Linked DNA regions of Homo sapiens: region 2 is linked to region 1. A link is a contact called in ENCODE Hi-C or POLR2A ChIA-PET data. All regions are on one chromosome and are shown on one strand. The core of a region is the stretch at or near the end of the contact, and the rest is flanking DNA. Distances in the headings are between cores, read along the strand shown.

Region 1 (7,422 bases), core at 1,958-4,457:
ACTTTATACCACATGCATAATAAACACAACACACTTGTACATATATGCATATCCCATTCACACAATGCATTTATAGCACAATGCACCACAGAAGCACATCATACACAAGAAACACAGTTACAACACAATACCTGTGCACACATGCACCACGTGAACATATGCAAAACAAATAGCAAACTGCAACACACACCCAGATGAACAATGCATGTGGCATCACCCCAATACACAATACATATATGAACCATGCACATAATACATGCACATTAACACACATGCACACAAGATGACACATTGCACAATGCATAGCTGTGCATATCATATCACATACACAAAGTAACATGCACCAAGCATATAGGCACCACATAACGCAGTACCTGCATGTACTACACATACATGCACGACATCCATTTAATACACATAATGCAATGCACACACAACACAGAGAATATATACAACACACATGCACGAACATACATATACCATGACCCACAAATATGCATATTCACCACACATTTGCACTATGCAAACACACAGTCACACACACAGACCACTTTGGTAGCCACAGACCCTCTCGTTTCAGGCAATATTATTTCTTATCGGCAAAAAGAGGATGCTCACTCTTGCTCCAGGCCAGTGAAAAATAGTGTCAAAAAATTTGAAAACTATGTTTGTTCATTCAGCAATCACTTCTTTACTGCATGTTGGGCTTTGGGATGTACAATACAAACTCAGTCCTGACCTTCTAAGGGGCTCACAGCATAGCAGGGAAAGCAGGCATTCGACTGATAAATACATCAATAATCATTTGGCTTTAGTTTTGTAAGTGCTGTGAGTTAAAACTCCAGGGTGCAAGGAGGGCACAAAACTAGAATGGGGTGGGAATTTCCTGAAAATAGCTTTTAAAGGTAAGGCTTGAAAACAGTGTAGCGGGTTTGAAATGGAAGTAGGGTGCGGTGAGTGAGGCACCCGGGGCACACAATTTAAGGAGATGTTCACTCCCGGCTGCTGACCCTGCAATTGCACACCCTCGAGTGTGAGTGGCTGAGCAGCCAGGCTGAGGGGAACTAGATCAGGGATCCGAAGAGTGTGTGGCCCTGCTTCCAACTGCTGCCCTGCACAAATGTTTGCTTTCCAGGAAACTCTCCAGGCTCTGGGAGGAGCAATGGCCTATAGGAAAAGGGACCTAAATCACCAAACTAAAACTAACAAGCTGCCTTGCTCCCTGGATGCTGGTAACCAAGGCTCCCTCCTCAGTGGTCAGCCATGGTGACAGTAAGGGAGCAGGGGGTGTGGAGGATGGGCCAGCATCTCCCTGGGCACAGCTCTGCCCATCACCTACACTTCTCAGCTTACCTCCTGGGGCTGGGGCTGCCCTGGCAGGGTAAATTGCAGTCAGCACAGTATTCTGGCTCTCAGGCACTGGACCTGTTTCCTTAGTCTAGTGGCCCAAGGCAGGTGGCATGGAGTGGTGGGTCAGGCAGACTGGAGCTCACATGCCTGCATTCAAATCCTGACTTTGTTACCTACTAGCAGCGTGACTGGGAAAGCAACTTCACCTTGTTTTCATACCTATAGAATAAGCATGATGATACTACTAGCACCCATCTTGCAGAGCTGTGAGGACTTTCCAGGACTTTATGAGTTAATACATTAAAAGCTTGTAAAGTAAATCCAGACGCATGGGAAGAGCCCCCTAAATGTAAACTGCAATTGTTATTTTGATCCAAACTAAAAGCAAACACTAACAATAACCCTAAAATCAAAATGTAGTGGAGTCAGAGTGTTAGAACTGGCAAATGTCTGCTCTAACCTCCCTTCTGTGTTATAGAAATAAAGCCATTTGACCTAAAGACAGAAGAACTAGAACCCAGGACGGAGAAGAGAATGAACAAGCAAGAGTCCTCACTTTCTGCTTTCTAGGACAATGATTCTCACCTGAAGGGCTTGTTCATACAGACCACTGGACCCCACCCAGAGTTTCTTGTTTGGCAGGTCTGGGATGGGGTCTGAGAATCTGCATTTCTGAGAACCCACCAGTGCCCAGGGGCTGCTGACGCTGCTGGCCCAGGTACTGCATCTTGAAAAGCACTTGCTCTAAGTCAGGAGAGGCAGGCTACGGAAAGTTTGCATTCCCGAGTTTGCTACCACCCGATCATGCCCTGGGATCAGGGAAGGGAAAACAAGGGCCTTACTTACAGTGGGTGCCGCACCTCGGGCAGAGCCCTCTGGAGGGGGATGCGGGCACTGAGTGCCTCCTGGAGGCCACGTGGGTCCAGGCTGAACGGGGTCAACTCCTCTTCTTCAGACACCTCCCCGTCCTCATCAGCCCCCCAGTCCCTCTTTGGGGCTTCCTTATCCTGCCTCCTTGGCTGCTTGATGAGGCGGTAGCTCCCACCTCTCCTGCCCTGGCTCTGGTTCCTTCTGGCCTGGGGTAAGGCCACGGCCACCAGCAGCTGATCCTCCCGCAGTGAGATAAAGGGTGGCAGGCCCTCCAGAGGGCTGTACTCTTCACCCTCATCCTCAGCTTCCAGTACCCAATCCTGGGATTCCCCAAAGTCCAGGCGGTACCTGGCTTCAGGGCTGTGCTTGCTGGCTTGGGCTGTGACAGTCTGGTGCAGGGTGTGGTGGGGAGGGTGCAACATCGCCACCATCATCAGGACGCATCCCAGCATCAGGAGCAGCAGGAGGAACTGGAGTCTGCATGGTCTGTGCCTGTATCGCTTCCTTAGGAGCATGTTGCTAGAACTTGCCAAATGCAACAGGTCATGTTCAAGTTAGCTTTCTCCCGCTCCAGGCTCCTTCAAGCTTGCAGCAGAACCTGGGTTGCTTGTTCCACCTGGAAGTTTTTCTGCCAGTCACTTAACCTGGTCCTGACATTTGCCAACAGCGTGTGCAAGACCTGCTTCCACTTACAATCAGAAAACCACAGGACCCAAGTTTCACCCCAAGTCCTCTCTGAGTGGATTTCTTTAATTGCCTTCTGAAAGCCCATTCACAGGGACTTCAAATTGAATTGCTTCCCTCCCTTTACCCCGGTTTTCTCCTTGGGAAAAAAATAATGATTCCATTCTGCTCAGGTGTTTCTTTCCCCCTTTGTATAAATAGGTTGCTATGAGGTGTCTGGGATGAGCTGGTGGGTTCTCAGTCAAGCAGGGCTGACAGCCGTCCCTCTTTGGACGCTTCCAGTCAGGTCAGATCAACAGATGTAAAGCCGGCAGGCAGTGCCTGGTTTCCTTTCACACATAGCTCCACTCAGCCGAGAGCCCTCTGCCAGACACAACCCAGAGCCAAGCGTGCGCGTCACTCCTGGTCCTAATGCCCTCACTGTTCCCAGGCTTTGCACAACTCGGTGTGGTCACTGCTAGAGCCAAATCAAAACAGGAATATCCCAAGAGTTCAGAAGGAAAGACTAATACCCTCTGATTCAGAAAGGCTGTGTGTGTGGCATAGCTGCAAGGAGCTGCAGCTGTCTGTTTGCAACCTCAGCCTCCCATGGGGGATCAGGCAAACTAGGTTGGACTCTCCTTCCCTTCCTGGGGACCACTGTCCCTGGCCTCCTGAAAATGAGGGAGCTAAGGGAGATGATCTTGCAAGTCCCTTCTTCTCCCACAAGAGCAGCTGAATGCCTGCTCTGCCCTGGCCACCAAGGGGGACGCTGGAAGAGGAGTGGCATGCTCTTTCCCTCATAAAGCTTCCTTCATTTAACCAACACATAATTAATGAACACATGCTATGTGCCAAAATTGTTCTGGGAACTGGAAGTAGAGCAATGAATAACACAGACAAAAATGTGTGTCTCATGGAGCTTGCATTCTAGTGACAGATACAATTAAAACTATCCACTGGGTCAGATAGTGATGAGGATGAAGGCAAAAAAGCAGAGCAGGGATGGGGCTGGGGAGCATGGGCTGGGCTTGGAAATGGACATTGAGTGGTGGAGAAAGGTTTCATGGAAGAGTTACCATTTGTGTAAAGGAGAGGGCTGCACAGCTATTTGAGGTTGAGTGTTCGGGGCAGACAGAATGATAAATGTGAAGGTTCCAAGGCAAGAGTATGCTGGCATGTCTGAGGAACAGCCGGCATGGCTGAAGCAAAGAGAGCAGGGTGGAGCCTGATGGGAAGTGGAATAAGAGAGGCAAGGGGGCGGGGGGCAGGAGGACCATGCAGGACACCCCCTGGTTGCATTGAAGGAACTTTGGCTTTTCCTCTGAGTGAGAGGGGAGCCCTTAGAGGAGAGACACAATCTGACTTGGGTTTTAACTGGATCATTCTGGCTGCTGGGTTGAGACTAATCAGTGGGGGGCAAAAAGCAGGAGCAGGGAGACCAACCAAGAGGTTCTTGGCTTGCACTAAGTGGCATCGGTGGTGACAGGGGTCAGCTTGTGGATATACTTTAAGGAAGAACCTATAGGATTTGCTGATGAATTAATGACTAATGTGAGAGGAAGAGAAGAGTCAAGATGAGTTCAAATTTTTGTTCTGAGTAGTTGGAAGAATAGACTTGCCATTAACCAAGATGGGGAAGGAGAGAAGGTGGAAGGAGATGAATGCATGCCAGTGGCTTGATTTGGAACATGTGACATTCGAGATGTCCTCTAGACAGCTAAGAGGAGATGAAGTGAAGGCAGCAGTTGTAGGATAGCTGAAGGTCAGGGGGAGGTCTGGCCTGCATATACAAAGCTGGACTCCAGCAGCACTCAGATAGTGTTTGAAGCCGTGAGACCTGAGATCACTGAGGGAGTGAGGTAGGTAGAAGGGAGAAGAGAATCCAGCATGCTCAGTTTTCAGGCTTCTGGCTTGAACAGGTTGAAGGATAGCTGACCATCACCATGAGCAGTGTTTCTTCTGATGGCTGTAAAGCAGCCATGCTGTCTGCAACCAAGAGTGGAGGGGGGAAAACTGCCATTGGGGAAGTCCTGCAATGAACTTGCTCATTGTTTTTGTCTTTATTTTGATCTTAGAATGTCAGCTAAAATGTTTGTGGAAAAAAATGTTTTACCTTTTGACTCAGTTGTTTCTTCCAGTGTGTGTGGTGTGTCTGTGCACACTCACGTGCACAAGCATGTATACACGTGTGTTTTCATGAAGTCAGAGGTGAAATAGTGGGTTATGTGTGGTTGTTCTCCTGGAATCCCATTGTAATGCCCCAGTGGACAGTGCTTAGCAATTTCTGGATTGAATTGTGTCTTCCAAATCTCAAATCACGGTGTATTGCCAGGTGGGAATACTGTGTCATTTCCAAATTCAAGAGGCAGACACCCTGGGAGATGTAGTTCAGAATATCTGGGGACATTTTGAGGTTAATGAGGATGAAGGATTAGAAGGTTCCAAATCCAGGAGGCCTTCAGAAAACTGAGTGTGCAGAGTCACCATCTTCCACTCATCTCTAGCAACGCTGTGCTTGAACTTACCAAGAACAGCCCACCCCAGGGCTGTCACCCTGGCCAGCCCACTGCTTGAGCACTCTTTCCCCAGAAAGTCATCCATATGGCTCATTTCTTCATTTTTGTGTTCCCCAGAAAGTCATCCATGTGGCTCATTTCTTCATTTTTGTGTTCACTCCAATGTCACCTATTTAGTGAAGGCTTCGTGGACCCCCCATTCTACATTGAAACCCCTCATCAACATGGGGCTTTCTTTGAGAATCTCTGTGGCTCTTCTCAACACCTGGAAAATTAAAATACTAAGGTGTTTATTGTCTGTTTCTCCACCCACTCCCATAAAACATAAGCTCCACAAGGGTAGGGCTTTTGTTTGCTTGTTCACTGCTGTTTTTCCAGAGTACACAAAGCACATTTTTCCACTCCCCAGGCCTTTGCTGCTGTCCCTGACAGCTTTGCTGCCAGTTCTTCCCATCCCCCACCATCACTTGGCACATGAGGCCCAGACCTTGCTCCCTTCTCCTCTCTTTCTCACCCTTGCTCCTATCATGGGTTGAATCGTGTCCTCCAAAATTACACTGAAGCCCTGCCTCTGCTGGGGAACCTGTGAAGGGGGCCTTGACAGCAAATAGGATCTTTGTAGATTATCAGGTTAAAAGGAGGTTGTTAGGGTGGGCCCTAATCTAATATGACTGGTATTGTTACAAAAAGGGGACAATTGGGCAGAGACAGGCATACACAGAGAACATCATGTGAAGAAGAGGGCAGACCTGGGTGACACATCTAAAAGCCAAGGAATATCAAAGATGGCCAGGAAATCACTGATAGCTAGGAGAGACATGAAACAGACTGTCCTTCACAGTCCTAAGAAAGAACCAGCACTGCCAACACCTTGATCATGGACTTCTTGTTGCTACAACTGTGAGATCATACATTTCTGTTATTTAAGCCACCCACTTGTGGGACTTTGTTATGGCAGCCGCAGGAAACGGATACAGTTCCTCTTGCCCTCCCCACCCTCCCACCCTCCTCTGCCTTCTCTCAACTCTTGCTCTAGCTCTGTCATTTCCATCTCTCCTTCTCCCATTCCATCTCCTTCCTCAACCTCTAGTGAGGTTAGGCATCACACTAACCTCCTCAGCCCATGGCCTTCCCATGACAGAGACAGCCCATGAAAAAAGGCTCCCAAAAGAACTGGGGCTGGGTGACTCTGGCCTGGGATTCTTGGCTCCAGTTCAAGATAAACTAGATCTGGTGAAGTCCCAGATGCAGGCCGTGGGTCTCTCCTGGGACTCAGAGCATTGTTGATCTAACCTCCAGGCTGTCTCATTGCTCAGAGAGGTGAGATGATCAACACCCCAATTAGACCGCCACTGGGGTTTCTGTATGTTTCTCTCTTTAGCTTTTCATCTGTCTGTTTTCTCATAAGCCATGGCAGCTTTGGTGTTAACAATTCTGCTGTTTTCCTAGAAAAAAATGAAATTTTTCTGTTCAGATGGATGGCAGGTTAAAGTGCCAGAACAAATCAGAGACTGAGAGTATTCATGAAAGGAACAGTAGACATCAGCTAGTGAAAAACAAAAAATTCTGCAAAGCAATAGCAGACCTGGCCCAAGCAATTCAAGAAGATGTCATCAACGGCCCAGTCGCTGTTCTTCCCATCTCAAGCTGAGGTGAAAAGAGCAAGAATAAGGGAAGCTAGAGAGGCAATTCCCCAAATAACTTAACCCCAGGCATTTTTTTGTTTGACTTGGTGCTATGGTTTGAATGTTTGTTCCTCCAAACTTCATGTCGAAATTTAATTCCCAGTGTTAGAGGTGGGGCCTAATGGGAGGTGTCTGGGTCATGAGGGTGGATCCTTCATGAATAGGTGAATTTCCTGCTTGGAGCAGAGGGAGACCGGGTGAATGAATTCTCACTCTGTTGGTTCCTGTGACATCTGGTTGTTAAAAGGAGGCTGGCATCGCCCCCATTTCTTGCTTAATCCCTTTCTCGCCATGTAATCCCTGCAGGTGCAGGTTCCCCTTTGCCTTCCACCATG
Region 2 (7,422 bases), core at 3,062-5,561, 88 kb after region 1:
TTGTACCTGACTTTTTCATTATTAAGGGTAAAGAAGGAGAAAGTCAATGAGCCTAAAGACCTCAGCCTTGCCCTGGATCTGCAGGGATTTACACTCTTGGCATCTCAGTTTCTCTGTCCATAAAGATGATGTGAAATTACCTATCCAATAGGGATGTTCGGAAGGTCAAATGACAACCCTGGATGAAAGACCTTTATAAGCTGCAAGTTGCTAAAGATAAGTAAGATTATTAAAACCAGTTTCCCTCCTCTCAGATTCTCCCTCCTCCTTCCACACACACTAAACTCAGAATTTGCTGTTAAAGTTACAGAATATCAAACCCAGAAGTGTCTGATCATATTCCAGCAAATAAGTTTACATTTCATCCAAAAACCAAGCTATGATTAGACCAAGAGTTCAGGCTAAATGAGTCACAGATTTGGCAGGGTTTTCCTCTAGTGCTTTGACAAGAAAGTATGTATGGGGGCAGGGGTGTGTGTACATGAACACGTGTGTGTACTCTTAAATACCAGGGGTAACCACTCACTAGGTTCACTCTAGTTGATGGCATTTAAAAAATTGAAGGACTCTGCAAATGTGTCCCTTCAAGACATTCATTCAAGGAACATGCATACTGCACTCATCTTTGTACTCTGTTTCTTATGGACTCTCAACAAATAGCTGCTGGTGGAAGGCTCTGAGGGTGCTAAGATGGCCTTGGGCACTACTTCTGGACCCAGCTTGTTGTATCCTTGTGTTTCTATTGCACTTAGGGTTTCCATGACTTTATCTATTTTCCTTCATAAGCATTATTTTTGTTACTAAGTTGGCAGTAGTGCAGAGTCCCTCACAAAGCTGTCTGCCATAGTATACCTGCTGCTGCCCCGGAAAACCTCACTGTGGTTTGTGTCAGGTCTCTTCCCCTCACACTTCCAACATGAATCTTTTCACTGCAGGACAGAGCTCCCTGCCCCCAAGATAAATGGGCTGATTTGAGACAAGGAGGAAGAATTATAGAATCATAAAAATGTGCTTGGGATCTTGAATTAAAATTCCTCCACTTCTTCCTCTCTTGCTTATTAGGGAAAGATATTTTGGAAGAATGAACTTGGGTGGGAGGAGGGGAATGGCTGAGTAAGGAGAAGTGGGGCATGGCCTTGACTGCTCTGATCAGATGAATTTCCACCAGCTCTTCCTCTGGAACTCCAACTCTACTTCTGGTTAGCAACATGACCAGAAGATCCAGGCTGATGTGTCTAGTGGATATTGAGAGAGAGTCACGCCCTGGATGAAGTAACTTCAACACAGAGCCACAAATCCAATGCTCTCTGCTCATTTCTGATGCTTACCTTGATGGTGTCAGATTGGGAGGGGCAGAGGTCAAGGAATCAAATGACAATTTGGTGAAGTCCACAAAAAGGGCACAGCTGAACAATTTAAGAGAGCTATAACCCAAGGTGAGTTCGAGACATGATGTTTTCTAACAGTATTTGTGATCAAATGATTATTTTTTAATATATAAGTTATTACTGGCAGAGTTATTAGCAATCTTCCCCATCCACCCCCAAAAAGTTTGCCTCCATTTTTCAGACTATCAGATGTCTCAGTCTCTCAGATCAACTCTTATCCCTTCCGAGGCCACTTTCTCTCTTCTGCTCTGTGTGTACACCAACTCAATCTTCTATCCCTCTCTGCCCTCAAGTCCTTCCACTGAGCCCCTTGGAGCCCATGTTAAGCCATCACCAAAAGTTTCTGGAGCCCCGCCATCTTCTCTGAGCCTTCATGAAGGCTCTTGCCCTAACTCTGGAGCTTAAGTCTGCCCTGAAGACACCACCTCCCTTCAGCCCACCAAGTGGCACCTCTTTTGTTCTCTCACAGATGGTCTCCTTGCTTCCCATTGCTACTTCCAAGACATTTTCCAACATTCTCTCTTCAAAATCCCCAGCTACTCTGAAGTTCATGCTTCTGAACTAGACCACTCCAACTCATTTCTGGTCCTGTCCTCTAACAACCCTTAAGTGATCCCCTGAATCATGCAAGTTTCTGGCACCTGACTCCCTATTTTTCTCTTCACCCTGGCTCTGAAACCCTTCTTGGCAATGACTCACGCAACACTTGGCTCCTCTGTTCTTTCACTTCTTCACCTCCATTTCAGTTTCCTTCCAATGCCCCCCAGCTATCCTCACCATTGTCATTCTCCTGACCTTGTCACCACTAATAAAAGCACAATTCAGAAAACTTTCTGCTAACTCTACTCAGACAGCCCACTCCAACCCAATAAGCCTGCATCTTCACAGAGACCTTCAATCCAGAAGCCACTGTTTCCTTATCCATTAGCCCCCTTCAGTCCTAACCCTCCTTTTCCCCTCATCGTTCCATTCCCTGCCCAGCAATCTCCCCACCCCCTCACCCCTCTCTCTTTCTCTCATATGCTCACCTGATTCAATCTCAATTCAGATTAAGCCCAACCATCCACCCACTCCATACCTCCACCTGAGTAGCAGATTCCTGTTGGAGAAAAATGCATAACTGGTCTCACAAAAAATGCCAGCTGGTCTCACACTTAATTCATGATGACCACAAGTCTTAAGGGGGCCCTGCCTGGAGAGCCTGCTACACTGCCAGGGCATGCCCCACCACTCCTCAATGCAACCATTGCGAGCTTTCTTTTCTGTCCTCAAACTGCCCACATCCCTTCCTCTTGCTTCGCTCCCAGATGAGTATCTTGCCTGATATTTTACTGAGAAAATAGAAAAAGCAATCAGACAGAAACTCTTCCATCTTTCCACCACCAAATCTCCCAATTTGTCTGCATCTGTCTCTTCCACGTTCCCTCCATTAAAATGATGAAGTATTGCTGTTCCCATATACAGCCAATACCTCCCCCTCACCTTCTCAAGGTAGTCACCACTGCAATTATTTCTTATCCTTAACACTTTGGACAATCTTAACATCAAACTCATACACTCCAGTGTTCCCAGGAAAACTTCTTTATTTCATCGTCTTTGGGCAAGGCCAGTACTAGGCTGGAGCAAGAGAGGTACCGCGGGCACCTGTAAGTGGTCCTGGAACTTCAAGACCTCACCGCCTCTCATGCTTTCCCCCATTCATGGCCTTGTCTCTGGATTCTTCAGAAAAAAACTCCTCAAAAGACTCGTCTTCAGTTCTTCTTGCTATTTCCCAGTCCCTTTTCACATCTTTTCCCAAGACCGTGGCAAACGCCCATCTCCTTTATAACATTCATCACAATGATAATTAAATAGTTGTGTAATCATTTGTTTGATGTCCATCTTTGCTACCAAAATATAAGCTCCCAAGAACAGAGGACAGATCTACAAGGTCCCTGCCATAGCGCCTCTCTGTTCCTCAGTTTTCCTATCTGCAGCATAAGGATAATAATGTACCCAATAAATATTAGTTTTTATGATATGATATCCCTAGCATCTAGCAAGTTCCCAGGCAATCCATCAATAATTGTTGAATGAATCAATAAGTGAAAGAATAATTCCAGGACTGACATATGGAGGAAGATCAACAGGGTTGAATACTTTTCTGCCATAAAGTATAGTATGGTGTGAAAAAGTGGCAGTAAAATGGCCTAAGGATGCAAGGCTCCCTGCCATGTTTTGGTGGCAATGAAATGTACTCCATATCTTCCTTTCCCATGTTTTTGGTACCTTCATTCTGGCACCTAAGGTGCCTATCATCAAGTCAGGTCCAACCTGCCCTTTGCTTACCAGCCCAAGAGAGACTGATGGTGAAATCTTTGGGAAAACCAAATCATTAGTGCAGTTTCCACTGGCACACTGGGAAGGGCTTGCCACAGGTCTATAGGGAAACATAAAGGCAGAGAGACTGTCCTGCTGTTGCCACAACAGAGGGGTTACTAAGGAAACAGCCCCTGCCCCCTCCTGCCTCCTGGCTCCTCGGGACCTTCTCAATTCTCCCAGGGCCAACAAGACTTGGGAAGGTCCCTAGAACTCTGTCCCCACTGTCTCCTTCCTCTCCTTGAGAGGGAGAAGGAGGCACCAAGTGCTCACAGGAAGAAGAGACCCATGGAGGCCTTGCAGAAAGCCTCCAACACTCCGGGTCCCTCCTGGCCGTCTGCTTTCAGAGGCCTTGGGGTTCAGAGCCAATCCCTTCCTGCACCTTCCCCTCTCCATGTTCCTCCTCATAAAATCATTGGCAGGCACGACCATCAGAAAATGCTGAGGTGCAGGCGTTTGCATAGCCCTGCAGGGACTATTACAGCTTCCCCTGGCGTTTTCCCGGAGGATAATGATAGGTACAACTTGCTTGTAGTACCAGAAAGCAAGTGGCATTTAGAGGCAACTCCTTGGTCTCTGGCTGCGATTTTTCTTAGCTTGGCGGCCTGGATTACAGGGCTTGCAGGAGTCGGTTCAACATCACCCTCAGGTCCTGTGGCTGCATCTGCAAGAGCTCTTTCCTTTTATTGCTCCCCATCACCCACTGTTTCCCAATATAATTTGCAACTTGCTTCAGGTTTCCTTTGGGGTCAGGCTGTCTAATATTTGGTTTCACCCCAAAGGTGCTATGGCCATCCCTGTTGCCCTGCCTTGAAGCGTGAACCAAACCCACACGGCTGCTAACCTGGGAGTGGGCGAAACAGCCCCATGTTTCCCAGTTTTCTAAAACTGGCCCATTGTGTGTCTCGCTCTACCCATCAGCCCTTGCTTCGAGATGAACTGGCTCCAAGCCACCAGACTTGGCAGACGCCTCCTTTTCTCAGCTCTCAGAGGAAGACCTGTGGCTTTGTTATGAGAGAGAAGCTCTTTTAACAAAATATGTTGCAAAAAGAAAGCTCTTTAAATATTTGTTTTAAAATAAAATTCATAGAAAAACATACTTTTTCCAAACCAGCCTTTCCTCTGTATTATTCTGGAGGGACAATCCCAGATCAAAAGGAATAGGAGCTTTTTATTGGGAACAGTTCCTGAATGACTTGATTTCAGTCACAGAAATATCCGCTTTATTTTTTTGGTCAGAAATTCAGTGTTGGCTTTAACAGGACATTGAAAACTCACATTAATAGTGATAGCTCCTTGTCTTTCTGTGTGTTTCCTTTCTAAGGGGCCCCTGCAAGCACACCAGGTCTTTGGACAAATGAAATCAATTATTGCTCCAGCACCATGGCTAGGTTAAAAACGTCCTTGTTGCAAAACAATTCTGGACGTGGGAACAGGCAAAGATTACATGACGAAGACACCAAAAGTAATTGCAACAAAAGCAAAGATTGACAAATGAGATCTAATTAAGCCAAAGAGCTTCTGCACAGCAAAAGAAAGGATTAAGAGTGAAAGACAACCTACAGAATGGGAGAACATTTTTGCAAACTAGGCATCTGACAAAGGTCTAATATCCAGCATTTATAAGGAACTTTAAGTGTACAAGAAAAAAAAACTCATTAAAAAGTGGGCAAAGGACATGAATAGATACATTTAAAAAGAAGACATACATGTGGCCAGCAATCACATGAAAAAATGCTCAACATGACTGATCATTGGAGAAATGTAAATCAAAACAACAATGAGATACCATCTCATACCAGTCAGAATGGCTATTATTAAAATGTTAAAAAATAACAGGTGCTGGCGAGGTTGTGGAGAAAAAGAAACGCTTATACACTGTTGGTGGGAGTATAAATAGTTCAGCCATGTGGAAGACAATGTGGCAATTCCTCAAAGACCTAAAAACGGAAATACCACTTGACTCAGCAATTCCATTACTAGGTATATACTCAAAGGGATATAAATCATTCTGTCATAAAGAAACATGCATGCTTATGTTCATTGTAGCACACTATTCACAATAGCAAAGACATAAAATCAACCTAAATGCCCATCAACGGTAGACAGACAAAAAAAGTGTGGTACATATATATACCATGGAATACTATGCAGCCATAAAAAAACCACAAGATTATGTCCTTTGCAGGAACATGGATGGAGCTGGAGGTCATTATCCTTAGCAAACTAATGCAGGAACAGAAAACCAAATACCACATGTTCTCACTTATAACTGGGAGCTAAATGAGGAGAACACATGGACACATAGAGGAGAAAAATACACACTGGGGCCTATCAAAGGGTGAAGGGTGGGAGGAGGGAGAAGTTCAGGAAAAATAACTAATGGGTACTAAGCTGAATACCTGGGTGACAAAATAATCTGTACAACAAACCCCACAACACAAGTTTACCTATATAACCAACCTGCATATGTACCCCTGAACTTAAAAGTTAATTTAAAAAAAAAAAAAAAGAGGCCAGGTGTGGTGCCTCACGCCTATAATCCCAACAATTTGGGAGGCCAAGGTGGGTGGATCACTTGAGCCCAGGAGTTCGAGACCAGCCTGGGCAACATGATGAAACCCCATCTCTACTAAAAAATTACAAAAAAGTATCCAGGTGTGGTGGTGTGTGCCTGTGGTTCCAGCTACTCAGGATTCTGAGGTGCGAGACCTGATCACAGGAAGTTGAGGCTGCAGTGAGCTGAGATCATGCCACTGCACTCCAGCTTAGGTGGCAAGAGTGAGACCATGTCTCAAAAAAAAAAAAAGAAAGAAGAAGAGAAAGAAAAAGAAAAAGAAGATGTCCTTGTTAGGCATTTCAATCTGTGATCAACTGAATTGTAACAATGAGGTGAGCCACGATAAGCATGTGTATGGCCGTTCCTTACACACACTCATTACTTACACACTTGTCAGCTGTGAGAGCTTCCCCTCTCTGAGTTTTGGCCTCTTCAAATTTATAGTAGGAATAATATTGCTTCCCTCACACCATTTTTGCTAAGAATTACACTGGGATCATTTATGTGAAGCACTTAGCATGGTGCCTAGCACATAGCAAATGGGAGTTACAGCCAGAGATACAAAACAGATTCTGTTATGCAGGTTCAATCTGGGGGTGCTGAGGGAGGTTGATAAGGCACAAGACTCCTTACAACATAGTTGTCCATTAGTTTCATCCTGCCTGGGCCCCCTATCTTTAATACCTGAAGAGGTTCACTCACTAGGGACTTTATTAGGACAAGTATGGGTTTGACAAGGGATGTCTGAGTCCATAAAATAGAATGAAAACTGTATATAGTTGATTGTAGTGAACCAAAAATTGGGTAGTGAAGTAGCAATCAGGGATTTTTTCCCCTTCTTCTTTAGCAAAAGAAGCTGTCAAGTCACAATTGAGCACATCTTCAGGGCAACTCCTTGCTAGGAAGATGTAAGCTTGGGAAGGCCCTGCCATGGGGAAAAATACCTTTTATTTGACTAGGGAAGTTGTTTCTCCTGTGGCATGCAAAGGTCTGAGGAAGATCTGCATAAGTTATAAAAGAATCCCAGGGATCTCCTAGAAGAGAAAGGATTGATTGGGTTTCACCACTACCAACCATGGCCAACATCAGCCCCAACCATCATCACCACCAAAACTA

What was found. Hi-C counts contacts between places; a loop is a spot of excess contacts on that map. ChIA-PET counts read pairs that join two places held with the same protein, here RNA polymerase II (POLR2A). Pooled maps may share reads with other maps.
Region 2: a pooled map shows a loop between it and region 1 (2.2-fold over the local background). The contact joins the enhancer-like site here to the promoter of GALNT15 in region 1. A Hi-C loop is called at or near these places in 3 of 168 maps with a recorded cell type or tissue (astrocyte of the cerebellum, endothelial cell of umbilical vein and ovary) and 4 of 50 pooled maps. POLR2A ChIA-PET finds 5 or more read pairs at or near these places in 3 of 52 experiments (AG04449, AG04450 and PC-9).

What each region holds. Positions count from the first base shown.
Region 1 is chr3:16,170,465-16,177,886 of GRCh38, reverse strand. It overlaps GALNT15 (polypeptide N-acetylgalactosaminyltransferase 15), which reads right to left and starts at 3,207. Exons shown (of 10, transcript NM_054110.5): 1 at 2,197-3,207. The coding sequence starts at 2,735.
Region 2 is chr3:16,083,328-16,090,749 of GRCh38, reverse strand. No RefSeq gene overlaps it. Among named protein-coding and RNA genes, the nearest start is that of GALNT15, 88 kb to the left of the region's middle. Within about 2 kb of position 4,311, at least 13 of the 41 ENCODE cell types and tissues checked have a DNase peak (open chromatin) inside an H3K27ac peak, as active enhancers do; they include endothelial cell of umbilical vein and ovary, where a contact is called at or near this core.